7 separate regions of the Mus musculus genome follow, and regions 1, 2, 3, 5, 6 and 7 are each linked to region 4. Evidence: chromatin loops called from intact Hi-C (ENCODE). Cell type or tissue: left cerebral cortex. All regions are shown on one strand. Region 1 has its middle 5.1 kb from the start of Rapgef2. Region 2 overlaps Rapgef2 (Rap guanine nucleotide exchange factor (GEF) 2). Region 3 overlaps Rapgef2 (Rap guanine nucleotide exchange factor (GEF) 2). Region 4 holds the start of Gm24150 (a small nuclear RNA gene). Region 5 has its middle 21 kb from the start of Gm23440. Region 6 overlaps Rapgef2 (Rap guanine nucleotide exchange factor (GEF) 2). Region 7 overlaps Rapgef2 (Rap guanine nucleotide exchange factor (GEF) 2).

Region 1 (4,000 bases), 47 kb before region 4:
CTCGGGCACGGAAGCTTCTCTGTACTGGCGTGACAGCTTCAGGGTCTGGCTTCATGCCTACAACACTCATACCTCAAGACTCAGTACTGACAACTTGGAAGTTTATCAGCCACACTTTCTTACACGTTGACACAATTATGTCAGGTACGAATTGTGAAATAAAGTGAACCAAAGATTAGAAGAATCCTATAGTACAGGTTTATATGAGCACAGATAAACTATGTGGCCTAGAAGTGAGAAGCCCTGACCTGTGTTCTATTTACCTCATCTCTTAGCCATCTACACTTAGTAACATTCAACAGAGAAAAACAAAACAAAACAAACCCCTTCTGCTGTGTGAGGAAGTGAAAACTTTTAAATTCTAGTTACAATGTTAAAAAAGTAGAATACCTTGTTCAGGAACCTCCCTAATGTAAAGGAACCCCAGCTAAATGGAATTCTGTTGAATTCCTTCATGCCTTTTCCTTCTAACATATTTACTATATCTATTCCTCTGACATTGAGGAAAATAGTATGTTCTTTTTTTTTTTCGGTAAATAATGCAAGTTTACTTAGTTAAATTTGTAAAAGTTAGAAATACACACCAAAATTTAAATAAAAATTAAATTCACAAGATAATTGCTTCTCTATTCACCATCTCTCAAATTACCCATTAAGCTCATTTCATTGATAAGACACATTATGTTTTTTTTTAATTAGGTATTTTCCTCATTTACATTTCCAATGCTATCCCAAAAGTCCCCCATACCCTCCCCCCCACTTCCCTACCCACCCACTCCCACTTTTTGGCCCTGGCATTCCCCTGTACTGGGGCATATAAAGTTTGCAAGTCCAATGGGCCTCTCTTTCCAGTGATGGCCGACTAGGCCATCTTCTGATACATATGCAGCTAGAGTCAAGAGCTCCAGGATACTGGGTAGTTCATATTGTTGTTCCACCTATAGGGTTGCAGATCCCTTTAGCTCCTTGGGTACTTTCTCTAGCTCCTCCATTGGGGGCCCTGTGATCCATCCAATAGCTGACTGTGAGCATCCACTTATGTGTTTGCTAGGCCCCGGCGTAGTCTCACAAGAGACAGCTATATCAGTATGTTCTTCTTATCGGTATTTATTACTCATATTTAGAACTTACTTGGTTCTTAATATTAACCATGGCTCACAATAAGCTTCCAAAACAGTTAAGCCCAAAAGATACAAGAAAACTATACAATTATCTTTTGTTAGAAGAGGTCTGTAAGACACAAAGTTAGAGGGCTACAAGGCTACAGAAGTCTAGTTTTCAAATACCACTATGCCTGAGTAGTGACTCATTGTCTCTTCTCCTCACAAGAAAGGGAAAATTACAGAAATAGGGGATTTGACAGTGAGAAAGGAAGAAAGAAGTTATTCTTTGAAAACTGAAAAAAAAAAAAAATCAGAAACTTTGCAAATCCGATTCCTAATATTTTATTGCTCCCCAAACAAGTGACATTTAAAAATCCTATGGTCTGGAGCGAAGGAGATGGTGCAGTGGGTAAGAGGACTTGCTAGGAAAGCATGAGGCCATGAGTCTGAATTCCCAGCACAGCTTTGCCTGGAACCCCAGTTCTTGGAGTAGAGACCAGGTGATCCCAGGCCACCAGGTGGCTGCTTGGCCTTACGGAAAATGGGACGTTTCAGCATCAATACTTTTTAGAGACATTTTAATCCAGCAACATGGCTGCTCTGGCAAGGGATCACTTCCAAAGTCCTTCTAGGTCTGTATGATCCAGCTGGAACACAACACACCTTTAGTCCCTAATAACGAAGATGAAGTTAGTTTGTAGTAGGAAGCAACCGTGTTTAAAAGTGTGACATCTAATTTAGGGGCAGACAAAGTGAAAGATCTGACAGAATGAGTCACAGATAGGATGTGCCCAACTCTCACGAGGACAGGAAGAGAGACCACCTTTTTATTTTTTAAGATTTCATTTATTTTATGTATATGAGTACACTGTTGCAGTCTTCAGACACACCAGAAGAGGGCATCAGACCCCATTACAGATGGTTGTGAGCCATCATGTGTTTGCCAGGAATTGAACTCAGGACCTCTGGAAGAGCAGTCAGTGCTCTTTACCACTGAGCCATCTCAATGTAAGAGGTTCAGAAAGAATTCAGTTTGGGTCAGTTTGGTGCCGTTCAGTTCAATGCAGTTGCGTTCAGTTGCGTCCCTGCAGTTCTGTACAGTTCTCGTCAGTTTGTACCTCAGTGCACTCAATGCAGCTCAGCTCATGGAACTCAGAGGCAGCAGTATTTTCAAGCAGAGCAATGCAGTCAGAAGTCAGGGAACCAATTCTGAATCAGTCAGGTTTGGGAGGAGTTTGAGCCAGAACAACTGGGTTGAACCAACCAGCTAGAGTTCAGAAAGAGCTAGAAAGGGGAGGTTAATTTAACAGTAAGTCTCAGAGGCTGAAATATCTAGGCCTAGAGTAGTGGGCTTGTCTGTAGTATTTATTGATAGCCTAGGTCAGTAGATGGGAGGCTGGAAGCTGAAGCCTTCAAGGCCTGGGCTTGCAGAAGATTAGATTACACAGAGGCTGGAAGCTTCCAGGCCTAGGCCTAGCAATAGTTAGACAGAAATGCTCTGGGTTCAGCCCAAGCCATGTACTCACAAAGCTTGGGCATGGCTCTCATCTCTTCTCATCCCTTTTCTGAGAAAATAAAGCACCATTTACAAATACTTAGGAGCACTGTACTGGCTAGTTTTGTGTCAACTTGACACAGCTGGAGTTATCACAGAGAAAGGAGCTTCAGTTGAGGAAATGCCTCCATGAGATCCAACTGTAAGGCATTTTCTCAATTAGTGATCAAGGGGGAAAGGCCCCTTGTGGGTGGGACCATCTCTGGGCTGGTAGACTTGGGTTCTATAAAAGAGCAGGCTGAGCAAGCCAGGTGAGGCAAGCCAATAAAGAACATCCCTCCATGGCCTCTGCAACAGCTCCTGCTTCCTGACCTGCTTGAGTTCCAGTCCTGACTTCCTTTGGTGATGAACAGCAGTATGGAAGTGTAAGCCAAATAAACCCTTTCCTCCCCAACTTGCTTCTTGGTCATGATGTTTGTGCAGGAATAGAAACCCTGACTAAGATAAGCACTTACAAAGGATACAGTTACAGTGGATGTGAGCATCAGAGGACTCACGACCACTCCTAACTCCAGTTCCAGGAGACCTCTTTTGCCTCCACATACACTTATACTCACATCGCACACGTAAACTAATGCAGTCGGGAACACACATGAGTCCTCACACTTTCTTCACACCCCTCCCCCAAAAGAAAAACTTCCAAAGAGGAAAAGTTGATTTGGTGGTGGAGGGTAGTACTGGAGATTGAACCTGGCCCCGCTTTGTACATGCTATGCATACACTCTACCACTGAGAAACATCCCAGGCCTCTTTTTACTTTTAAGAAATGGTTTCACATTTTACTATGTTTTTGTTTTATTTCTCGATCAATCTTAATGGTTTAAAAATAAAAATGTCACCCTAACAGATCTGTTTTACAAATGTTAAGTTTCTGTGTACAACTTTTCTAAGTGTGCAAATAAAAGAAGAGGAGGAAGAGGAAGAAGAGAAGGAGGAGGAGGAGGAAGAGAAGGAGGAGGAGGAGGAAGAGAAGGAGGAGGAGGAGGAAGAGAAGGAGGAGGAGGAGGAGGAGGAGGAAGATATGGTTTCAAGTTGCCCAAGATGAACCTGAATTTACTCTGTAATTCAGGGTAATCCTTGAATTTGCGCTCTTCCTGCCTTAGATTCCCAAGTAATTGAGACTATAGAGTTGAACCAACAGATCCCTTCTGATAAACCTTTTATATCTTAATCTTACATTTTCACGTGATCTATTTCATCCTTGAATATACTTCAGACTAGTCCTTCACATATCTCACTGGAAGTGCTCACAGAGTTAATCTATAAAATGGTGCTTCCAATTCATTATTAAAAATAACTTAATTATGATATAATACAAAAGAAGTCGGCACACTGCCTGACA
Region 2 (4,000 bases), 87 kb before region 4:
GACATTTGTCACCCTGCTTGATGGCCTGAGTTGTATCCCAGAGGAGAGAATCAATTGCAAGTTGTCCTGTGAATTCCACATGTGTATGTGCATGCATGTACCCGATAAATACACAAATGTATTTTAAACATAAAACAAAATATATTAATTGAAAAACAATTCAATGGCTTGATCTTAATTAATACCTTTGTTTTGCCATATTCAATACATATTTTAATAAGGAAATGTTTCTGTGAACCAACATTCCTAGAAAGAACAGCTTCCACCGAACCTTTTGCAAAGCTGATCAGAACTTCAATGATAGAGATGCTGGAAGGTTGCAAGTCCAGAGCCAACCGACCTGGGCTTTACGCTCTGGCTCCCTAGGAGCCATCTGTCACCTGCCTCTGTACGTGACCTGACATCTTTCTGCCTGTTAGGTAAATCCTTTGGCATGCAGAAACAGAACACTAGCTTCCAACAACTAAAAAGCTAAGTATGCACCGTAGACCTTGCTAGTTAGGGTTACTACAGCTGTGAAGAAAAACCGTGACCAAAAGCAACTTGCAGAGGTAAGGGACAAAGGGCTTATGTGGTTTAAGCTTCCATATCATAGTCCATCACTGAAGGGAAGTCAGGATATGAACTCAAGCAGGACAGGAAACCTGGAATAAGGAGCTGATGCAGAGGCCATGGAGGTGTGCTACCCATTTGCTTGCACAGCCTACTTTCTTATAGAATCTAGGACCACCAGCCAAGGGGTGTCCCAACTCAAAATGGGCTGGGCCTCCCCTTCAGTCACTAATTAAGACAATGCCCTACAGGCTTGCCTGCCTACAACCCCATCTGATAACGTATTTTCCCAATTGAGGCTCCCTCCTCTTGGATGACGTTAGCTTGTGTCAAGCTGACACAAAACTATCCAGGACAGAGCTATAGGTAAGATTTCCTCACTTTTCTGGAACCTGACTACCCTGTGTTTCCACCAATGTGTTTAAAAATAGTCTTGATTTCTTTATTCTGTTACTATACAACCTTATGCGATTATTACAATATTGGAACATGGATTTGAGGTAACCTGAATCTGTTTCTGGCCAATGATCACTTATATCTGGCTCTAACATGATCTCCTATTCCCTTTTAGGTGAGAGCTGATTTTGTGTCAGCAGTTAAGGTACTCAACTTGGAGCCCCAAAACGATGTTTTCACAGGAGGAAATCACCCCAATCGGAGCCAGCGACCAATACAACAGCACAGGCCCTTTGTGTCCAAGGTTACCTACGAAGGTGAATTTGGAGTGCTTCTTTCTGGGAGTCTGGCTTTCCTAGGTTTGGCTGAGGGCCCATCTGTTTATATCAATGGCTTATGATCCTATTGGGTCAGGATTGCTTTTGAAGCCTCTGGTTTAAGGTATCCATTTGTGTTTGTTTGATCAATTTGAAAGCATTTGATGTATTAATTTAAGGGATTGTTTTGATTTTCCTTCTGTGGCTGTCATAAGACACTCTGACCAAAAGCAACTTGGAGAGTAAAAGGGTTTTAGCTTACACCTCCAGTTCATGGTCCACCACAGAAGGAAGTCAGAACATGACCTCAAAGCAGACGGCCATGGAGGAAGGCTGCTCACAGCTCCTAGTTACCTAGCATTTTTACACAGCTGAGAGCCATTTGGCCAAGGAATGGTGAGGTGCCCTTCTGCATCAATTAGGAACCAAGGATGTCTGTGACAATCCTTCACAGACATGTCCACAGACCACTCTGATAGAGACAGTTACTCAATTAACACTCAATTACAGGCTGCGCCAACTTGAAGATGATTCTAACTAGCACAGAGAAGAGAGGAGCATTTGGAGAAAACCAGATTTTTCTTTTGGTACTACACCTGATTTTATATTTGGGAAGTGTGTTAATTCGAATTGCAAATATTAGAAAAATGGAAAAATCTAAAAGTAAAGTAACTTGGGTTTTATATTTTCTGGGGGAACACTTACTATCTGCAATCCATTTTACTATGTTAATCCTAGGAATATATATATATATATGTATATATATATATATATATATATATATATATATATATATATATATATATATATATGACACCCCAGTTTAATTGGAATTTAAAAACATCGAAAAAGCACAAATACAATCATTAATTTATAAAATGTAACAGGAGCGTAAAAACTACATCTAAGTTAAAAGGCGATGGCTCAGCAGTTAAGAGCACGGGCTACTCATCTATAGAACCTGGGTTCAGTTCTTGGAACCGACAAAACAAGCAAGTTTTTACCTCAGTCCCTGAGTATCTGGCTCCCTCTTCTGGCCTCTGCAGGCACTGCATGCACATGGTGCACAGACATGCAGGCAACACACCCATACACATCATTTTTAAAACAAAATAAAACAAAACAAAATCAAGTAACAATTTTTAGATGTTATACTTGAACGAAAGATAAGTTCTGAGGACAGCCCTGTGCTGTTTCCTCCCTTTCTCTGAGCTTGCCTCTGCTCTTTATCTCCCAACAGAGCAAAATGCATTAAAAAAGGAAAGATTATTATGGCCTGATTTAAAATAAAGTCAGAGAGAAAAGAGATTCCTCACTATATTAAAATTTGTAAAGAGCACTTTCCCTTGGCAAGTCCATACCCATATTTGGGCATGTCCTTTTTCTTCTTTAGAGTCTTTCTTGCTCCTAACCCTTGTGCTTAAACATGGGAAATATAATTTAGTGTTCGTGTAAATTAAGACATTGAGAAAGTCATTTTAAGATACTCTATTGCTAGTTACTCTTAACAACAGCAGAAGACACAGCCTTAAATCTACAGGACAAACATCAACTTTTGATCTTTGGTGCTAGAGAACCTTGCTAAATCACAAGGAGATTAAAATGTCATTTTTTTTTCTGGGTATACCTGAATTTCATGTAACTCTATTATGTGAGTCTCTGATGATTGTTTTCATATGTATTTTGGGAGGTATGGAGTTTCCAAAGAAGAGCTATGCAATAAAACTTGTGGTCACTTCAATTTTTCTCATTAGTTTTTCTTGCATTCTAAAAATAATTATTTTAATTTATTTTTGGCATGTCTCATTAAAATGCCTGTGTATATATTTGTAAATTTAAGTGTTTTGGTGATACATAAAAAGATCTGAAAACATATACTGCTTTACAAATGTGAATATTCTCAATTTCTTAAAAGCTACTGGAAAAAAAAAAAAGCAACTTTGGGTCCATAAAATGTTTCTTAAAACTTTAAAATGTTACTTGTTTATATAAACAACATTCATTGGACTTGTAAGATAAATGTTTCCTTAAGCTATAAAATTTAATATCATATACATAGACTTTGATAAGGATTTCCTTTCAAAACGATTTAAAAAAAATAAAATTTTTTTCATTCATATAATAGTCAACAAATAACTCAAGAAACAACGAACCCCCCTCTCCCGAAATATCCTTTAAGCCCAGCACTCAGGAGGCAGAGGCAGGCAGATCTCTGAGTTTGGGGCCACCCTGGTCTATAGCATGAGTTTCAGGTCAGCCAGGGCTACACACAAAAACCCTTTCTTAAAAAAACAACAACACAACAACAAAACGGAAACAGAAGCTACCTGATCTTTGATGTCTTTCACAGTCTGCCTCTCTGCCCCACTATGTATGCCTGTACTGTCTGCATGTGCCCAGGTTTTATACCTTTTACTCAGCACCAACTGGGAAATCGGAATCTCCCAGGCCATAGTCACTCATATTTGGCTCTAAAATAAACTACTTTTGAGGAGGAAAAAAAAGGGTTCTGTCTGTTGCTATGACCATAAAATGATAATTCTGCAGCTCTTTAGTTGAGTCAGACTATAGCAACTGTCCACAGAGGAATGAATGAAACATTTAGAGTACCGAGAACCAACTCCCTCATCAGCACTCTCATTCTGCCAACTGGTAACAGCGCAGCCGTAGAGATGCTTCCAAAAACACACCCAGCAGCGCAAAGCCTGCGAAACATACACAACACCTCGTGGCCA
Region 3 (4,000 bases), 110 kb before region 4:
TGGTGCAGGAGGAGCTGAGAGTTCTACATCTTCATCTGATGGCTGCTAGCAGAATACTGGCTTCCAGGCAGCTAGGATGAGGGTTTTAAAGCCCACACCCACAGCGACACACCCACTCCAACAAAACTACACCTCCTAATAGTGCCATTCCATGGGGCAGAGAATGTACAAATCATCACAACCCATCAGCCTCTGAAGAAAAAACTAAGATTTTGAATCAGAAATAAAGAATTGCTTGTTGAATCACTTACGTCTTATGTCTTAGTGTACATGAGGCTGTACAAAACCAACAAAACACATACACACACACACACACAGGGTCAATTATGAACTAATATATATTGGTAATTACATGGTGTTCTGACACTGATATATATATATATATATATATATATATATATATATTATATATGTGTGAGCGTACAAGTATATAATATATAATTATATAATGTATAATATATAATCTATCATTCATATATACATATATGTATATGTATGTGTGTGTGTGTGTGTGTATATATATATATATATATATATATATATATATATATATATATAAATAAAGTCAGTTTCACCTAGGACAGCTCCTCTTACCTGATGATTGCAAACATGGAGTTAAAATTCTTGCATTCCCTGCAGTGCAAGGCAATCTTGATGAAATGCTTAATGATCTTCATCCTCTTCAGCTGGTTTGTTTCCCGCAGGATTTCAGAAGCCACCCAAAATGTTTCCTGGTTAATGACTTCCTCAAATTTCTTCAGGTTGGCACAGCTGGTTTTTGATTTGAGTTTAAATAAATCATCTATGTATTCAGTAGGCTCAATGTTGCGGAAGAGTTCAAAGTTCCTCATGGAGAGCTGCGTGGCAACCTCCACGGTGCTGAGCTGAAGGAGGGAGATTTGGCTCTCTCGCAGCAGCTCCTGGGCATCTTCATCTGAGCAAAGCGTTTCTGTTTCCATGTTGTTTTTCAGATAATACCTGAAAGAAACAGAAGCTCTTCAGATGCCAAGCTGAGCGGCAAGCCTGTGGGACTCCTAAAGGGAACATTGCTAGCTCCCTGGGTGGGGGGTGGGGGTGGGGTGGGGGAGGACTAAGAGACTGGTGTAAGAGTTCTTTTCATCCATCACGGGCAGTACAGATACCACCCCGTGCCACCAGCTCACAGCAGCACTAGGTAAGCAGAACTGAGCAATCCATGGGAAATTCCTTTGTGCCAGTTCTGTAGTGTGTTCTCCCCACGACCCACCCCCCACTCCTGCCACTGAAATACTTCTAGCTTGTTTGCCAAAGGTGACAGAAGAGAGCTATTTACCAGATTAGATAAACATCAACTCAAGTCATAGCTCAGTTTCCTAGTGAAGAGGGAATCTGCCAATTGCTGGGTCTACACTAGCTCAAATGAAGTTTACTTATTTATTTAATGCTTAGAAGACTTAATAACTGAGCTCGCGGGATGGCTCAGCAGGCAGATACTCATCAAGCTAAGAGATCTGAGGCTACAAAATTGTTATCTGACCTCCACACACTTACTGCAGAATATGTGGCCATACAAACACATCACACACATACATACCTACAAACACACAAACACACACACACACACACACACACAATTGGGAGAGGAGACACCCAAAGCAGTTTGTTTTCCTCTATTTGATCTTAAAACAGATTTTTATAGATCTGTTTTACATGTGAGTGTCTTGCCTGCATGCATGTATGTGTACCACATGTATCCCTAGTGCTCTCAGGAGTCAGAAGAAGGTATAGGATCTACCCCAGAACTGGATGACTGCCATCCATCGCATGGGTGCTAGAAACAGAACCCAGGTCCCCTCCAAGACCAACAAGTGCTCCTAACTGCTAAGTCATCTCTCCTACTCCCAGGTTTTAACTTTCAAGTATCTAGATTTTCTAGGGAAGTGGGAGGTGTTACCCCAATTTGTCAGAATAGCAAGCAGGCATTTGCAGCCAAATGGCTGGTCAATATGGATGGTACTGTGACCTTTTTAAGGAACTCACTGAAAATAGGACCCCCATATTTGCTCTGTAGCTTCTCTCTCCCCACTTATTGGCAGGCAGATGCCTTCTCCACATGAAACTCTAGGAACACAGAGCAAGCAGAGTGAGGGTCCTACTAACTGGTCTTTTACACACTTCACAAGACATTTAGGACAGGTAAGAGACAGCCTGTGCCTTGATGGGTACAGACTAATGTGCTCCACTGTGATTCCTCTGATACCCAGGCTCTCCTGAGTGGTGAATGGGAAGCAAAGCTGAAACCCAGTAGCCATCTGCAGGATTACAGACCTATCAGTGTATATGCAGGGGACTCCTCACCTCTGACCCCCTAAGAAGTATTATTAGTGCTGGGGCTGGGAAGAGACATGACATGCAAGGGAGTTTTAATCACAAGTTGAAAGCACAAGGTTAGAAAGTCATGGTTTAAACTCATACCAGGTAAAAGTCAAGAACAATGACATTCTAAAGAAAATTAGAAGGGGGAAAAAACAAAAAGCCAGCAAACAAAGAACCCAATTTATTCATGGGACTGATTTCCCTAAGAGTGCTCAGTTGGCAAGGTCTTGGGTTCAAGTTTCACCAATTGTAAAAACAAAGCAATCGCAACAGCACCGGGCTAGTCTCTTCAAGGATGCGGGCTCAGAGAAGGAAGAACTCTGGTGAGACAGACTGTACCTTCCACTCAGTTGTATCCTGTCGGCAAGCTTGGAAAGCTGATCTGGGAGTCGGCGTTGTTTGATAACTCCCTCTGGTGTGACTGAGACCTCACAGAGGGAATACTGCTCTGGGGTGGCAGTGACAGCAAACTCTCTGATGGCCTGGATGACCACTTCCTTTGCGGTGGTGTCCTTGCTGATCATGATGTACCTGCTTTGTTGGTCAGCCTTGAAAACTCTCAGTACCTGATCTGGCAAGTCTAGGGGAAGGAGAAGCCACACAGAAGCAGAATAAATGTTACTAGATGGCAATGTGATTAGAGTAACACACCATCTCCCTCCCTGACAGAGTTGTGACATGCTACATGCAAAGCCACATTTCCCTCACTGATAACTACATTGTCAAAAGACAAGTGCATGAGTTTTACACACGAGCACATACAAAATATAAAAAACACATATCAAAATGAGCACATACATGCATTTGTGAGAGTATCAAAAAATTTCCATCTACAGATAATCTTCATTATAAAGAAGAGCCCATTTAGCTTACCGAAAATATGCCTCCTGATTTATTTACTAGGTATAACTTAGTAATAAGTATAGAGTACGTTATTCTTCATTTTATCAAAGGTTTAACCACATCAGAATGGTTTTCAGAATACTACAAGAACTAGTCCCAGTGTTGAGTTTGAGGCTTGTTCTGAATCTTGGTGAACAATAAACCATCCATGCCCCACTGCCAAACATGCATACAATGTCACTACTGCATCTGAAAGAGAAAGGTCTCTGAACTGGCAGAAAGGCTGCGGCGCTCACCAGGAGTAGTGCTGAAGTCCAGAATCCGGTGGTGTGACTGCAGCAAGTCAGGGTTACTGGAGGACAGCGTTCCACTGACAGGCAGGGCAGCTGGGATGTGCTTGGTCTGCCTCAGTCCTACGATGCTATCATCTTGAGACTGACCAATCCCAATATCACTGAAAAGAACAGATTTTAAAAAATTAATTATTAGCAAGGTAAAGGCTCTAAGTCACTACAGATCATGAAATAAGCCATTTTCACTTAAACTTGCAATTAATGTAAAAATATTGAAAACTGTTAAGGCTCATGATGCGAAACATATTCAGTCCAGCTCACTATCTTTTAAACAGTTAGTAGGTTTCTCTACAAGCTGTCTTTTTAATAAGTTATAACCATAACCATTATTTATGTTTTTAGTACAAAAATACAGAAGAGGAAATGTGCTGCTATATCTGACTGAGGGAATGGAAATGAACCTAAGACAAAGTACACGGGAAAAAATCCACTTGAGTTCACTATGCCAG
Region 4 (4,000 bases):
CATGCGGCCCAGCTGAGCCAATCAGATCACATCCTGAAATATCCAAGGAAAATAGTCAAACAGCATAAGTCTTAGCGACACAAAGTCATAAATCAACAGTCAGCGCACACACGCCAAAGTCACGGGGAGAGGAAGCACAAAGCCAATCCACACAGATGTAAAACCGAGAGGCCATATGGCCCTTAGAGGCAGTAAAGTCAGAGACAGTTCTTGGCTTCACTTCTAGTCCCTTGCCGTCTCAATGAGCATCCTTACTGTCTTCAGATGTTTATCACGGCTTCCCATAGGTTAGTTCTTCTTTATCAAAGTTCACCTGAAACTAATGCTATGTGCTATGATCAAAAATGTCCCAAGACAGCTAACATAGTCATTTAACAATTTTTCATGTTTCTGTTTTCACTCATCTCTTGCTAAGAAAATAAGAACAGTTTTTATGACATAAAAACAAGCATTTAAAAAAAAAAAAGCCATATGTGTAACAGGCCAAAGTACTGCCTTGCTTTGTATCAGTAGACGATATCAGTAGCAAGATAAACCAATTGTGCAGAAAGAGCTTTAAGATCACTGTGTTGTGTCTCTACACCATACCTGCTCCTTGGAAGAAACATGGACTCCTTAATGAACACGGAACCAGAAAGAAGTATATACCAGCAGGTGCCAATATCATCAGGACTGAAAAGTAAAAAAGACAACAGAAATCAGATAATAATCCACAGCAACAAAAATCAAAATTTATATAGCAGATGGTATAGCAATCCATGCTACTGCACACAGAATCACAAAAGGCAACAGCATACAACCTATTGAAATATCATTACTGAATATCAGAGGTGCTCTTAGCACTCTTATCACTAATACATTACGTTAACGACAGTCACTGGTTTATTTAAATGTTTTTAATTTTCCTTAGATCGATCAACACCTGTCATTTCAGATTTTGTTTTTCCAGTCTAATTTTTTGAGTAGGAAATACTTTCCTTTGTTTCAGTGAAACAAACAAACAAACAAACAAACAACCCACAAACTGGTGTTCACTTCAGCAGCACATCTACTAAAATTGAAATGATACAGAGATTAGCATGACCACTGTGCAAGGATGACAAGCAAATTTGTGAAGCATTCCACATTTTGGAAAGTCATCTAGAGACCGCCCCACCCAGGGATTCATCCCATCTGCAGACACCAAACCCAGACACTATTGCTGATGCCACGAAGCACCTGCTGACTGGAGCCTGGTATAGCTGTCCCCTGAGAGGCCTGACCAATACAGATGCAGATACTCACAGCCAACCATCAAACTGAGCCTGGGGAAGAGCTAAGGGAAGAGCTAAGGGAAGAGCTAAGGGAAGGACTGAAAGGAGCCGAAGGGGATTGCAAGATTGCAACTCTACAGTAAGAACAAGTTCCCAGAGACTAAACCACCAACCAAAGAGTATACATGGAGGGATCCATGGCTCCAGATATATATGTAACAGAGGATGGCCTTATATGGCATCGGTGGGAGGGGAGGCCCTTGGTCCTGTGGAGGCTTGATGCCCCACCATAGGGGGATGCTAGAGCAGTGAGATAGGAGTGGGTGAGTGTGGGTGGAAGAGCACCCTCATGGAGGCAAAGGGGAGGGGAAAGGGGTGGGATGGGGAGAGTTGTGGGTGGTTAACTGGGAAGGGGGATATCATTTGAAATGTAAACAAATAAGATGATTAATAATAATCAGGAAAAAAACACCCGAGCTTTCATGGAACCCAGTCCATTCAAGCCTTCCCCAGTGAACCTTCTTCTCAGACTTCCCCATCACACAGTGTTCTCTGAGTGTCTTCACATATTTGCATGCAGTAACTAGACAGCTGCTTATTTCCTCTTATGAAAGAAGAAAATGAAAGCAGGACAATCTTATGGGTTTGTGGACAGTAGCTCTCCTACGTGAAGATTCCACTGTACAGACGGCTCTGCCTGACTCAAGGCATCCCCCTGGTGGTAGTCATTTCTACTTAAACACATTTAGGAGGAGAGGAGCTGTTAAGTCATTCAGAGCATTAGTATCATCAAAGTGACAATATTAACCATCACATCTCCCTCAATAGGAGGCACGTGTGTTATTATTACCTTGTAGTCTGCACAAGTAAAAAAGACTACCATTTACAAGGTTCAAAACTAGTTTCAACTTTTTCTGACAAGAAAAATTAAAAATCTCTGTATTAGAAAAGAGGGAAAAAAGAGGAAGATTTGTAATTATATTTTAATCTGTTACAGAGAAATGAATTTTTTGCTTTGAGCTTTTAAATTTTTTAGATTATTTGACACGTATAGGCCCTTTGCCTGCATATGTGTCCATGCACTGCTACGTGCCTGCCTGATGCCTATAGAGACGTGAGGACAGCGTGTTGAATCCTCAGGAACTAGAGTCTCACACAAACCTGACCTGCCATGTGGATGCTGGAAACTGAACCTACGGCCTTTGGAAGAGTAAGCAGTGCTGTTAAATGAGAGAGCTATCCCTCCAGCCGCAAGGGAAATCGAATACTGAAAACATAAGACAGTAAGGTTTACCCACCCCCACCCCCACCCCCGTACATAGCCTTAGGCAAGTCAACAGGATTAAATGTACAATGACAACTGCATACAAGTAATAATTATTCCATCTTTTAAAAGCATGACGCCAACGTCTGTGGTGACACGGAGCATGCAACTGTGATTGGCCTTTTGGTGATTTCAAATCTGTCAACTTTAAAGACAAATTAGTACAGACCAAGTGTGTGTGTGAAGTTTGTCAACTCCGTCCCCCTGTCACCTATCACAGAAAGCACACCGACTGACAGGTTACCGGTGCTCAAAGCGGATGAAGAACCTGGACAGCGAGTACTCGCGCTTCCTGAATAGCCACTGATTACCTGCAATTGACTCTTCCTATCAGGAAATCTATGCAGCAGATTTAAGGGTTTGAACATGAGAAGACGGGTCTCAATCACTACTGATTTGAATTTGTCTGGCAGGTGCTGTCCCAGTTCAAGTATCCGTCCACGGCCCGAGTGTTAGAGGATTCGTTACGAGCCCCAGGGTTACTACTGGGAGGGGGTGAAACCTTTAACTTGGGGGGCCTAGAAACTGACACTAGGTCACTGGGGTTCTATCCTTCAAAGGAGCTGTGGACTCGGTCTCTCTGGCCACCAGAGAGGAAGCACTCTTCTCAGCCACCATTCCTCACAGGATGTGCTGTACCTCACGGCAGACCCATAAGCAGTGACTGAGCAACTGTGAGACACAATAGCCTTCTTCCTGCTGATTATCTGTTTCGTTGCAGTGATAGAACTCAAAGGCATCATTTGCAGTGTCCTTTGCAAACACAAAGGTAACAGAGACAATGGCTCTCTTCCCAGGAGAATCTGCGGCTCACCCACAGAAGCCGTGTTTTCCGAGAACGCATTCGCAGAGATTGTTCAATCAGAGAATACTTACACTAGCCACTTACTTTGTGCCAAGATAGACATGAGGTCTTTACAGTTGTACTGTCCCTCTTAGGATTTGAGGTTTTACTATGGTAAGCTAATAATAACTAAGAATGCAAACTAGTACATTCTATTTTAAAGCTGTTCTAGAAACAAATCCTCCTTCTCTGTTTGCTCTCCACTCTCTACAAAAGACGTTCACTTTCCACTCTGAAAATTCCCTCACGCAAAATGCCATGTCCAAAACTCTGTTTCTGTTAGACCTTCTTGACTCTCACAAAGCACTGCAGCAACCCTGCTTGTCTCCTATCTCGCAGCAGAGTCCTAGGGCAGCTGTTACTAGAGGATCTTACTTTTATGTATGTGAAGTGAAAAGTTTGCTTTTTAAAAATCAAACTAGAGTTGTAAGAACAACGTTCATTCAGTATAGATGAACAGACAGACATACAAAATAAAAGTAAAATCTCTCCTGGGCACACACTGGCAATGAATCTAGTTAACGGAAGACTGGTAATGCAAGCAGTAGTAGCAGTAGTACTGATGATGTCATTGTTTCC
Region 5 (4,000 bases), 240 kb before region 4:
CCTACTTCATCCTTCTACATACAGTTCCCCAGTTTCCCAATCCCGCCCTTACTGAAGAGACTCATTCCATCTAACTACTTCAAAGGTCCTCGGAGGGTGGCACTGATCTATGTGTCTGTCTGTATGACGGCAGCACTCAGTCTTCATTACACAGACTTCATATTTTGAAACCAATGAGCATGAAATCGCCAGCTTTGTTCTTTTTGTTCAAAAACAAAACAACTCTGGCCCTTTTGGGACTCCATACAAGTTTTGGTATTGTTTTTCTTATGTCTAGGAGACGATGTTGGGATTTTAATAGATTGTGTTGAATTTGTAGATCACTCTGGGTAGGCAATATCCGTCCTTTAAAGCTGTGGACATAGAATAACTCTCTTATTTTCTCATTGGTGCCTTATGACCTCGGACACAAAGTTCTGACTAACTTTATCCCTAAACATTTCACTAATTTATTTACTTGTTTATTTTGCTATTATTAACGGAGATATTTTTCTTTCCTTCTCAGCTTATTATCAATGAATAAAAATTCCACTGATTTTTGTACCCTACAAATTTCCTGGGTTAGGTAATTTATGTTTTCCAGTTTTTTCATGGGGACTTCTACACATAAGATTGTGCCCTCATTAAACAACTTAACTTCCTCCTTTCCTTTTTACCTTTCATCTCTTTCCTAATTGGTCTACCTAGAACTTTTAGTACTGTTTTGAGAAGGGGGACAGTGGGCATCTTCACTTTGTCCCTTTTCTTAGTTCCTATAAGGCTGTTTAGGGCTTGTTGCTGAGCTGGGGGAGGTCTTTATATATTCCTAGTTCTCAATGCCGATAAGAATTCTGTTTGCAAATCCTGTCTTCCACCCATGATTACCTTGATACTCTGTTTATAATATTTTCTGGTGTGCATACATTTTCAATTTTAAGCCCAATTTACCTTACATCTTCTTCCATAATCATTCATAATTCCCCTGTCATGTTCTGGAAGTCACTGCTAAAACCAGCATCAAGGAATGAGCATATTGGTTGTACTGTGGTGAGCAGAACTCAAAGCCAATGGCAAAGGCTTTATCCCCATGGCTTTTTCCTAACTGTTTTATAGTTTCAAATTTTTGTCTCTGACTCATTACAACTTAATTTTTATATGTGATATAAAATAAAGGTTCATCTTTATGTGTGGATCTGTAACTATTTTCTCAACATCACTGTCATGGTTTGTATATGCTTGGCCCAGGGAGTGGCACTATTTGGAGGTGTGACCTCATTGGAGTAGGTGTGACCCTGTGGGTGTGGGCTTTAAGACCCTCATCCCAGCTTCCTAAAGCCAGTCTTCTCCTGTTTGCCTTTGTAACAAGACGTAGAACTCTCTGATCCACCTGTGTCAAGCCTGCCTGGACACTGCCATACTCCAGCCCTGATAATAATGGACTGAATCTCTGAACCTGTAAGCCAGCCCCAATTAAATGTTGTCCTTATAAGAGTTGCCTTGAACATGGTGTCTGTTCATAGCACTAAAACCCTAAGGCAATCACTTATTGAAAAGGTTGGGTTTTACACACTTACTAAGACTTTGACATGTTTTCTTAAGGCCCTGGTACTTTTGTTCCACTGTGATAAATTACAAGCAAGCTCCCTGCCCTTGCTTGCATGTCTTTACTCTGAAATTGCTAGTAGTGAATAAGGAAGCTGTTTTGACCTTCAAATGTCTCAAATTTGTGAACTTGGGTGGGTTATGCAGCTTTTTGGGACTCAGTTTTCTCATCTTGTAAATGGATAAGTGGCACCCATCTTGTATTTAGAGAATCACATTACAGAGTACATAATTAGTTGGGCTCAGTTCCTGACATTATCAGCTCCCATATGCTCAAGAAGCAATGAACCCCAGCCCTGCCCAGGCAGGGCCATAAGACAATCATACACTACAGAGCCTCCTTCTTGGACACAGGGAAATGCAACTGTAAAGACCAGGGATTAGTTTATATACTGCAGAAAAAAAATGTTTCTACAACCTTGCCCCTGACTTGTCTCATAGAAACTTAGTGTGACTCGCCCTCTCCCTGTCCCTTCAGCTCCTAAGTGACCCTGCATCAGTCCCAGAATGTATGAGAGGTTTGTTTGTTTGGGTTGGGGGGGAGTGGTGTTTGTTGTTTGTTTGTTTGTTTGTTTTGTTATCATTACTTGTACTCCACACCATCAAACAGCTTCCTGTTCATTGAGCCTTCGCTGTTTCACAAATACTAAACTCCAGAAACCAATGTCCTCTTGTGCATCTCAAGAACAGGCCTGGACACATGGTCTTGTAGATGGGGGGAACAACCCAGCATCCCTGGAGTCAACTTTATTTAAGGCAATTCAGACATTGCTGAGGCAGGGCAATGTCTCCTGTTGAACACTAGAGGGTAGTCTTTACCTTTCTGTGCAAAGTGCTTAGCCAGCAACCATGGATTTTCAAACCTGACATCACAGAGAAACACCATGCACATGCATGCCAAATCTACATCACTTACACAACAATTCTACACAACTAACATATATTTATATGTATCTGTGTGCAAGAAACAAACAATACCCATTAATACAAGCAAGCACAGAGATGTACAAACACACACATAGCCAAAGACATAAAAGTAAACACATTCTACAGACACTTAACTCACATCTGTACTCTGGGATGCTGTTTTTTACAACAAGGGACTGGAAGTCTGAGAGCTCATATATTCTGCATCATAATAGATCATAAAGTCAAGCCTCAAGTAAGACCGCATTGTTACAGAAACCATTATTACAGAAAAGCAAAATTATTACTTATCTTTATCCTAGCCATCTGAAGAGTACAACCAGCAAGCATGACTAATGCCAACATTAACAGACCAATAAATACATACTGGTTTTGCCAATGCAGTGTGAATTAAAGAGATGGTAGCAAATGAAACTCTAGTTTACACTTGAGCCCACTAAAAACAAAATTATATTTTCTTAACCAATGTTGTATAGCAGTGTCCTCTGAGGAAAAAACCCTACATCTTGGAGGAAAGCTTCTTAAGATATGAGATGCTTTCAAGGGAGAGAAACATTCTGTCCTGCAGATAAGCTTCTTGATCCAAGAAGTAAATAAGGTAAAGACTTCCAGGAAGTTCCTGAAACTGAACAGATTCACTGGCAGGTCTCTCATAAGCAGTAAGGATTGTTGAGAGACACTCTCGGAGAACCTGAGCTGCCTGGAAAGAGGCTCAGATCAGTTTATCTGCCTAAAAGAGACACTCCCCAGCCTGTTGAGCTGCCTGTAAGATGATCAGTGTTCCCCAGGTTTCTAGCTTTTGTGAGTGGTCACTCATGCTGGGCTGGGCTAGATGCAGCTTTGTTTACATCATTTCTGCTCCTATAAATAACCCTTTACCCATATTCCTATAACTAACATAAATAAAACCCACTGGCTCACCAAGCTGGACTTTGGTAGTATCCATATTTTGATATATCATCTGTTCCTTACCCATCATCAGTTCATGTCTCCCAGGAAAAGTGATATACAAAAACCAAAAATAATTTATGAGTACTTGAATGCAGATGGGGAAAGAAGACAGAACATTTTGCCTGTCCAGAGAATTGTCCAGAACACTTCTTTTAGGAACCCATCCACTTAGAATCCTCCTGCCTCTGCCTCTTCAGCGTATCCTATCAGTGGACCATCACAACGAGCAGAAACAAACAGCTCACAGTGGAGGCTCAGGGATATTTTGGAAGAACTAGCAGAGAGATTGTGAGACCAGAGAGTTTTCTCTGAGTGGTGTCTCCTAGGAATGAATGGCAGAAGCTCTGCCCATAAAATCCATCAATATGGCTGCCTAACCCTGAGCTGAACAAGAACCAAATCAACAGATAATGCCAAAGTAGATGGGGAAAGCCCAGAAGACCTCAACCCTACACAAAGTTCTACAGACAACTAAGGACCACTTGGAGTGGGAGAAACAGTCTTCCTCAGAGAGAGCACAATGATTGGTTGTTCAAATCCA
Region 6 (4,000 bases), 130 kb before region 4:
ATAGTACATTTCTACCATCTTCAACAAAAATATAACCAATATGTACAATTATTGTATTAAAAATACAAAAGGGATACAGACTCCACCAATGTCTTTCTAAAAGACATACAGGTACAAGTGGTATCAAAAGCATGAGGAAATCACCAGTTAATTGTACATTCTGCACTTGACATCACAGAGCGAACTGAGATTAGCAGTCCTATGTTCTACAATTACTTAATGCTTAGATAACATCTGTGCAATTTGTGGTAGAGCTAGAGGTTTGTCTTTCTATATGCACATGAGGTCCATAGCCTATAGAGTAAAACTGGCAATAATGCATATTACATGGAAAATTACAAATGCGTAAGTGACAATGTGATACACAAGTAGACAAACGCCATGACATAGAAGAGAATTATTAAATAAAGCACTGACATTGTTTGACACAGTGAAAAAACACTGCAATTCGACCTTTAAAATTTGAAGCTATTTACGTTTATCTACTGATCAATATGATCAGCTGAATTTAATGGAAAAATCCAAGATCAGCAGCCCCTCACATCTGAGTACTACTCGGATTGGCAGCCTTCACTTTTCCGGAGTCTGTGCAAAAACAACACAAGAATAGACCGGCGGGGTCATTTTCAGTCATTCTAGGGCTAGCAGCAGCTATGAGCAGACGGGCGCTACACTTGGCCTTCTCCATATGCAGCGTCCCCAAAGCCACTTACAGGTCAGCCTTTGGTGACTAACCATTTTGCAAAGGCTGGCGTATTTAACCATGTTTGTGACCTTTAATCATGTTTAAAGACATACTCTCTGGTGCCAATCCAACAAGGGGAGGCTGTCTTGAAAGAGCAGTACAAACAGCTGGCATTCGCTCCAACACCCCAAGCTGCCTCACTGCAATGCTATCCAGTTATAAATGTTTCTTTTAAAAAATAAAAACAAAAAGCTCTAAAACCCTAAATTAACAAAACTAAAAAAAAAAACAAAAAAACAAAAAAACCCAAAAACAAAAAAACAAACAAACATAACTTAAAAACAGGGGTTGCCATCCATTGTAATTGAGCAGGACACACTCTTAAATAACACCATCCTGCCTCATAAGGCTCAGACAGGACACACAAGTCCTAGTTCCCTCCCCTGGCCATGTGCAAACTGTTTTACATTAGAGCCTCACCCACTGGGGAAGGGGCAGGTGAGGAGTCTTGGTATTTAAGTAATTGGCTAACGTTTGATGCTTCTGGGATAGGGCACTTCACGGGCAAGGCCAGAAGGACATGGGAAGACAGGGTCACTGCCCAGGTCTTCCCTTGGTGCGGCCAAACCCTGTCCGGCATATTTGGTTTTTCAGAAACCCAGGCTGGCAATCCTACTTAAGGTTCAAAATAATACTGTAATCATAAAATGGATATAACATTTACTCTCTGAACACAATCTTTAAACTTATTTTTTTTTAAAGGATATTGTAAACAAGTGGACAAGCACTGTACTCAAAGGATTTCATATCAGTCTTTGTCTTCCTTGGTGGGTTCGAGACCCCGGGTAGTTCAAAGGCTAGCTTTTCTCATCTTCCAAATGAGATCGAGGGCTAGGACTGGATTGAAATCTAAGAGGAAGATTGGAATCTCCTTCCAGGCATGGAGAAGGGCCGCCAGAGGGAATCGCCTTGTGACGATCTTGGAATTTGGAATGATACTGCGTGACGTGGCAGGCAGCAGCTCAGGGGCTGCTGGGCTGTGCATTTCAAGCAACAAGTCTGCAAAGTGCCAGGGCAATTTCTTCACAGTATTTCACATGCAAAGGGGAAAGGAAGAAGGGGAGAAGAAGCCCCATGCTGCTTTAAGGCAGGGAAGGAGGCAAACTGGTCCACCATCCTCAGATGTGCGTGCCAAGGCTCCAAGGCTTGGGACGTCTTCTTGTGCTCTCCTTTGGGTGGCTCACTGTGGATCAAGGAGCCTGGGCCTCAAACAGCAGACACTTGTTCATCTTCTGCAAACACAGCAGGGAGAAAACAAAATAAGGAATCAAGAAGTAGATAATTTTTCTGTGCTATCATGCACAAAAACAACAAAATGGGTACATCATGCAAATCTTAACAGATATCCACAATATCCACGAAAATATATGTATATATCTTTGGGGGTGGGTTGAGAAAGGGTTTCTCTATGTAGCTTTGGCTATGCTAGAACTCCATATGTAGACCAGACTGGCAAGATCCTCTTGCCTCTGCTTCCCAAATGCTGGGATGAAATTTGTACACTGTCATACCTGGTTTATAAAAACTATTAAAAAGGCAGTTGGGTGTGGTTGTTTAGGTCCATAATTCCAGCACCCAGGAAGCTGAGCCAGGAGTAAGTATCTGAAGCCGGTCCAGCCTACTGTCTTATATACAGTAATAACTGTGATGGCCAGTCTGCTACCTTGATTAACCTGGAAAAGGGAAATTTCAACTTGAGGAACTGCCTCCATTAGATGGCCTGTTAGACATTTTCCTGATTGCTAACTGATTCAGGAGGGTCCAGCCCCCTGCAGGTGGTGCCATCGCTTGGAAAGTAGGCCTGGCCTATATGAGCTGAATGTGAGCCTGAGGGAAATCCAGTAAGCAGTATTTCCCAGGACCCTGCTTCAGTTCCTGCTCCAACTTCCCTGAATGATGGACTGTTGTTACCTGGAATGTAAGATGGAATAAATAAACCCTTTCCTTCCCCAAGTTGCTTTTGGTCAGATTGGTTTTATAACAGAAAAAGGAACCAAACTCAGACAGCAATAAATAAATAAAATTATGTACATGACATGCTTATTGGTTGGAAAGTGATTAGTGAAATTTATTTAAGCTCTAAAACCTTTCCAAGATTTCTATGTATGCCTGCTTCTGTGTGAGGTACATGCATGGGAGCAAAGTTGTCCCTGGGAGCCAGAAGAAACGACTGGATTTCCTGTACTACCATTTTAGGCAGTCGTGAGCCACACTTACATGGGTGTGGAAACTGAACTGTGTGTGCTGCAAGAGCAGTTTACATTCTTAACCACAGAGCCATCTCTCCAGGCCTTCCTTTTTAAAAAGTGTGTTTTTAAAATTCTGTATGTACACACACACACACACACACACACACACACACACACACACACACACACACGCACGCACACACACACGAGATCCAGTGGCCAGCAGAGTGTGTTGGATCTACTGTATCTAGAGTTACTGGGGGCTCTAAGATGTCCACATGAGTGTTGGGGGCTGAATTCTGGTCCTCTGGCCAAGAAACAAGAGCTCTTGGCCACAGAACTCTCTCTCAACCCTAAGCCCCTCACTTTTTAACTACAGTTAAACAGGCAAACACTCAGACACAAATAAAATAAAAACTACAAAAAAAAATTCCAGGGGAATATACAAAAATATCAATATTTATTTATCTATAATTGAACGATTGTAATTTCCATTTATTATGTTTAGACTTTGCTATAACGGCTGTGTACTAAAATAAACCACCCCGAGCACTTCAAGCCACTTCGACACAATAAAGAAAACTCAAAGCGAGGCAACACTTTCTACCTATTAAGTTGCCAACTGCAACGCTTCCACTGGAAACGGAACCAGCAGCGCTTCAATAGGCAAAGATGTTTCTCTGAATTCTTGAAATGAGCAACAACCAGAGATTTTTACTCTAATCCTTAAAACAGAGCCACAAAAAAAACTTTAGCTTTACTAAGTGTTGTAGAATTAGCACCCCCTAGGTCCTGGCTTCTACCTCTAGCAGCAGGGAGGGGCTGGGGGAGACTCCCATCAAGTCTACACCTTCTTACAAGCGATTCTGATAATCCCTGCAGTCCTTAAACCATTCAAAAGATAAGTTCTTCCTCTTGCAAAAGAGGGGGAAAAAATAAAACAAAAAGAGCTCTCTACAACATGCAATTAAAACTCCTGGAGCCACCGCCCCCACTCCTCCAAGCTGCCAGTGGGTTACCCCAGGAGCCCAGGTGGGGTGTGAGGGAAGCCTACCGTCCTCCTCCG
Region 7 (4,000 bases), 96 kb before region 4:
CACATGAGAAATAGAAGAATGGATCTTGGATGAATAAGGGAATGTTTGAGTGGACACCAGTTTCCATCTACTCAAACTCATCCCTGCTAAGTTCGTAAGAGGAAAAAACAGGAACAAGGTTTTGTCTGGGTGTCACTGATCCTCGAGCTTTCTAGGCGGTAGAAACCCCTGCTGACCTCTTCTCCGTCGTTTAACACAATGGTTCCAGCTCTTTCCACCACTGCAAACACCATCACGGCACAGAGCTCCCGTCTTACTGACATCGTCATATTGGCAAAGGCCGGCAGCTGGTGCATAAATTCCAGTAGTTGTTCTGAAAGGTAAAACCGTAATTTATACTGAGAACACATCTTCAGAAAGAAATACTGAGCTGAGCTCCAGACCTCTGTGTGCCTTCCCTGCAAGAGGAGAGCTTGCCTGCAGAGAGTGCTCTGACCACTGAGACTCAGGAGAGAGCTGGACTCCCAGGACTGCTGACAGAGGCTAACAGAATCACAGGAGGAACAAGCTCCACCCAGAGACAACTATAAGAACTAACTCCAGAGATTACCAGATGGCGAAAGGCAAACGTAAGAATCTTACTAACAGAAACCAAGACCACTCAGCATCATCAGAACCCAGCACTCCCGCCTCAGCCAGTCCTGGATACCCCAACATACCTGAAAAGCAAGATTTGTATATAAAATCATATCTCATGATGCTGATAGAGGATTTTAAGAAGGACATTAACAGCTCAAAGAAATACAGGAGAACACAGTTAAACAGGTAGAAGTCCTTAAAGAGGAAGCACAAAAATCCCCCCAGAACTGTGTCTCTAGCTGCACATGTAGCAGAGGATGGCCTAGTCAGCCATCAATGGGAGGAGAGGTCTTACAAAGATCATATGCCCCAGTACAGGGGAATGCCAGGGCCAGGAAGCGGGAGTGGGTGGGTTGGGGAGGGAGGGGAGAGTATAGGGGACTTTTGGGATAGCATTTGAAATGTAAATGAAGAAAATAGCTAATAAAAAGGAAAAAAAAAGAAGAAGAAGAAGAAAGAAGAAAGAAATACTCCAGGAAGACAGACTGAAGGGCTTCTATCTTGGGCAGGTAATGCCAAGACTGACTAGCTCTGTATCTCAAACCCTAGGCAGAAGGTTTCAATACATGGGTGGCTCTGGTAATCAGTGGTGGGTGGTACCCACTGACTCTATCTGATATGACAATCTTCTGAGAAATCTTAAATACATCTTATAGGAAGAATAAGTCTGTCTAGTGAATCTTACTTCTGGAATGGGCATGCAAATCCATGCCAGGCCATAAAATTTTTTAATCTTGCAACAAAATAATTCTGCAATAGATGATCCACATCAAATCACACAAAGGCAGAAGTTTCTACACTGAGAAATTCAGGGGCCCTCTGATGTTAAACCTAGAGGGGATCAAAGGCGTCGCGATCCTCTGCTGCCACATCACAAAATGCCTTGCTCTTTCTAGACTGTTCTATGGCTACCACCCCTCCCCCTACAGACCACACATTCTACCCTTTCTGTCCCTTTGCAAAAGTTCTCACGTTTTCCTGCAAAGTTCAATAACTATAAGAAAAATATGAGACAATAAAAGATTATCTAGCATTAAAAAATAGAACTGGATAGGAAATGTCGACATCATATGTAAGAACAAAGGTTAAAGAGAGAAAAAGGGTCTAATACTAAATGTAAGCCATTCCCAGATTCAGTTGAAATACCATATTCAGGGACTGGAGAGAGCGTTAGGAGTTAAAAGGCATGCACTGTTCTTGCAAAGGGCCTGAGCTCAATTCTCAGCACCCACATCACAAAAGCCACAACTACTAAATACCTCGTATCTAAAAGGCATGGTTTATGGAGCAAAACCAACTATGATAAATTCACTTTCTTCAAAATAACTGAGACAAGGACACACATCCAGTGATCGTTGGGAACCCAAGGAGAAGTTGTTTTCTTTTGCAGTTCTTAAAAAATATCAGCAATTTCATCAACTTTAACTTAAATGCTCATTTGTGCATGCGAGCACCCACATCAGCTCTGTCACTTCGCTGCTGAGTAATGTTATCAAATAAAGGTTAGCCATCGCAGAGATGCTCCTGTTAGAAGCCAGCCAGCCAGCTTTGCGTTTATTTGTAGGACTATGAAGGGCGCTTGCTTTCCAGGAATTCTCAGAAAGGTTTTTCAGATACTAAGTAAGTCTTACGTTTCTAGGAACAATAGACATACTGTACATACTTTAATTTTAAATTTCTTACAACCATTCTAAAATTAACACATTAAAAAGAGAAGGTGCACCAGTCAGTTTACAAAAAGGAGGCCTTCAAATCAATGCATTTATAAGCAGTATTTAGGCTTTTAAAATGCCCATGGAAAGCACTCTAAAATAAGATGGTATGTTGAACATATAGACTTTTACTAGAAATGATAGTCGATAGATTTGTTTGTGATGTTGGCCTAGAACAAGAATAGTAGCAATTGGAAACAGATGATATGTCTGACCCGAGGAAGCCAAACTGTATGACCACCATTCCCCTGGCGCAACCTTCTGCCTCCTTCTGTGGAGATTGTCTTTAAATAGAACCACTCCCTTCAGCAGGGGGTGGGGCGTCTGGGACCCAGCAGGTAAACACATTTCATGGTTCACATGTTAGGAAACCTAAACTCATAGATTCACCAGGATCCTTTCCAGGGTTACGGATGCCATAACTGCTGGGGGAAGTGATTGGCAGCCAAACCGAGGAAAGGAGTCTCTACCATGTCCAGCTTCCTGGGTTGCAGGTCTCCTTAGCTTTTCAGTAATAGCATGCTTTTGAGCCATCCATGTTCCTGTAAGTAACCCCCAAATAAAATTCACTGGCCCATCAAGTTAGACTTTGTTCCTCTATCTCCTGTTCCGTACCCGGGGTGAGTAGACACACGCCATCTCCCCAGGAAAGATCTGTCTCACAACACTCTGTCAGCCTAGTCCCTGCTCCTTTCCCCTCACAGAGCCCATGCTATCTGCTGTATCTCCCCTGCCCCACAGCACACATTCCGCTGCAAGCTGTAGCTTCCCTTGCCTAGAGCAGGACAAGGTCCAATCTCTCCTCTTCATCCTGAGCTGCCAAGAACTAGAAAGTCCCTGCCACAGGAGCAAAATGAATGAACGATTACCAGCACAGGCTCTTCATCTCTAAATCGTCTGCAGTTCCAGCAAATGACTTCATTAGACATGAAATCAAAGGGCTGGTTTTCTATTTCCCACTATATGCATACAGCTTAAACTGCCGGTTTTCCCACAAGTGTGTTTGCATAAACTAAAACAAAAGCAGTAAGTTACTCGCACCTTCCCTTATCTAATCTCACTGAGTTGAGCTCACTGAATTCTCCTTCAAACATGTACAGGCTTAAAGAGTTAGTGAAGGGCACAACACACAAGTCGCCTGCGACTGGCAGAGGTACTTACAGACCCTAGAACTGGGTGGGAGATGGCCCTGGTGATCACCTAGTATCTTACACAAAAAAGGTCAGAGTTGGATGTGTATTCAAACGCAAAGCTACTATTAAGGAAACAAGTCTTGCTCCTATTAAAAGGGAGACATAACTCCCCTAATGGTTTTAATTTTGAGGGGCACTTCAGGGCTCAACCAGCACAAATCGGTCTTAGTTACGGTTTCTCTGGCTGGAGGCAGGGACAGAGTTACCACCACACACAATATCTCATTAAGCTCAATGACTTTCTAGTCCAGTGGTCCAAACTCTTTCCACAGTTCTGCCCTCAACATGCTCAGGTCTGTCATGAAATACCCCAATCCTGGTGCCCACTCTGCCTTAGTTAGGGGTTTTAACTTCACCTTACAACTCTCGGGTCATGCTTCACCATTGAAAACAGTCAGGGCAGGCACCCGGAGGCCTGACTGAAGAGACGCCATGGAGGAGGGCTGCTTGCTGGCTTGCTTCCCAAAGTTCACTCCACTTACTTTTCTTCTTTCCTTTTATTTATTCTCACACAGA

What was found. Peaks named below come from ENCODE experiments on the same cell type or tissue, not always from the same donor. Only the 100,000 strongest peaks of a DNase experiment are listed, where the experiment ranks them.
Region 1: a loop joins it to region 4, with 2.4 times the contacts of the local background. A loop is called at or near these places in 7 of 42 quality-filtered maps.
Region 2: a loop joins it to region 4, with 2.2 times the contacts of the local background. A loop is called at or near these places in 15 of 42 quality-filtered maps.
Region 3: a loop joins it to region 4, with 2.3 times the contacts of the local background. A loop is called at or near these places in 10 of 42 quality-filtered maps.
Region 5: it touches region 4 in a loop (6-fold over the local background); 38 of 42 quality-filtered maps call a loop at or near these places.
Region 6: it touches region 4 in a loop (2.7-fold over the local background); 8 of 42 quality-filtered maps call a loop at or near these places.
Region 7: a loop joins it to region 4, with 2.2 times the contacts of the local background. A loop is called at or near these places in 14 of 42 quality-filtered maps.

Annotation. Positions count from the first base shown.
Region 1 is chr3:79,148,820-79,152,819 of GRCm38, forward strand. It overlaps a transcript of Rapgef2 not described here. Among named protein-coding and RNA genes, the nearest start is that of Rapgef2, 5.1 kb to the left of the region's middle. In left cerebral cortex, a CTCF peak has its summit at 2,004 (motif pointing right); no DNase peak of the experiment used is centred here; H3K27ac peaks cover 78 bases.
Region 2 is chr3:79,108,065-79,112,064 of GRCm38, forward strand. All of the region lies in intron 2 of Rapgef2 (Rap guanine nucleotide exchange factor (GEF) 2), which reads right to left. Among named protein-coding and RNA genes, the nearest start is that of Rapgef2, 36 kb to the right of the region's middle. In left cerebral cortex, a CTCF peak has its summit at 2,306 (motif pointing left); DNase peaks (open chromatin) are centred at 2,303 and 3,940.
Region 3 is chr3:79,085,151-79,089,150 of GRCm38, forward strand. It overlaps Rapgef2 (Rap guanine nucleotide exchange factor (GEF) 2), which reads right to left. Exons shown (of 24, transcript NM_001310536.2): 12 at 3,495-3,652; 13 at 2,695-2,935; 14 at 595-978. Among named protein-coding and RNA genes, the nearest start is that of Gm52609, 30 kb to the left of the region's middle. In left cerebral cortex, no CTCF peak of the experiment used is centred here; no DNase peak of the experiment used is centred here.
Region 4 is chr3:79,195,347-79,199,346 of GRCm38, forward strand. It overlaps Gm24150 (a small nuclear RNA gene), which reads left to right and starts at 1,028; the gene lies at 1,028-1,131. It also overlaps a transcript of Rapgef2 not described here. In left cerebral cortex, a CTCF peak has its summit at 1,965 (motif pointing left); DNase peaks (open chromatin) are centred at 1,937 and 3,465; H3K27ac peaks cover 662 bases.
Region 5 is chr3:78,956,615-78,960,614 of GRCm38, forward strand. No RefSeq gene overlaps it. Among named protein-coding and RNA genes, the nearest start is that of Gm23440, 21 kb to the right of the region's middle. In left cerebral cortex, a CTCF peak has its summit at 2,375 (motif pointing right); a DNase peak (open chromatin) is centred at 2,418.
Region 6 is chr3:79,062,585-79,066,584 of GRCm38, forward strand. Rapgef2 (Rap guanine nucleotide exchange factor (GEF) 2) reads right to left here. Exons shown (of 24, transcript NM_001310536.2): 23 at 3,989-4,000; 24 at 1-1,977. The coding sequence ends at 1,952. Among named protein-coding and RNA genes, the nearest start is that of Gm52609, 7.9 kb to the left of the region's middle. In left cerebral cortex, a CTCF peak has its summit at 2,494; no DNase peak of the experiment used is centred here.
Region 7 is chr3:79,098,918-79,102,917 of GRCm38, forward strand. It overlaps Rapgef2 (Rap guanine nucleotide exchange factor (GEF) 2), which reads right to left. Exons shown (of 24, transcript NM_001310536.2): 4 at 177-313. Among named protein-coding and RNA genes, the nearest start is that of Gm52609, 44 kb to the left of the region's middle. In left cerebral cortex, no CTCF peak of the experiment used is centred here; a DNase peak (open chromatin) is centred at 2,069.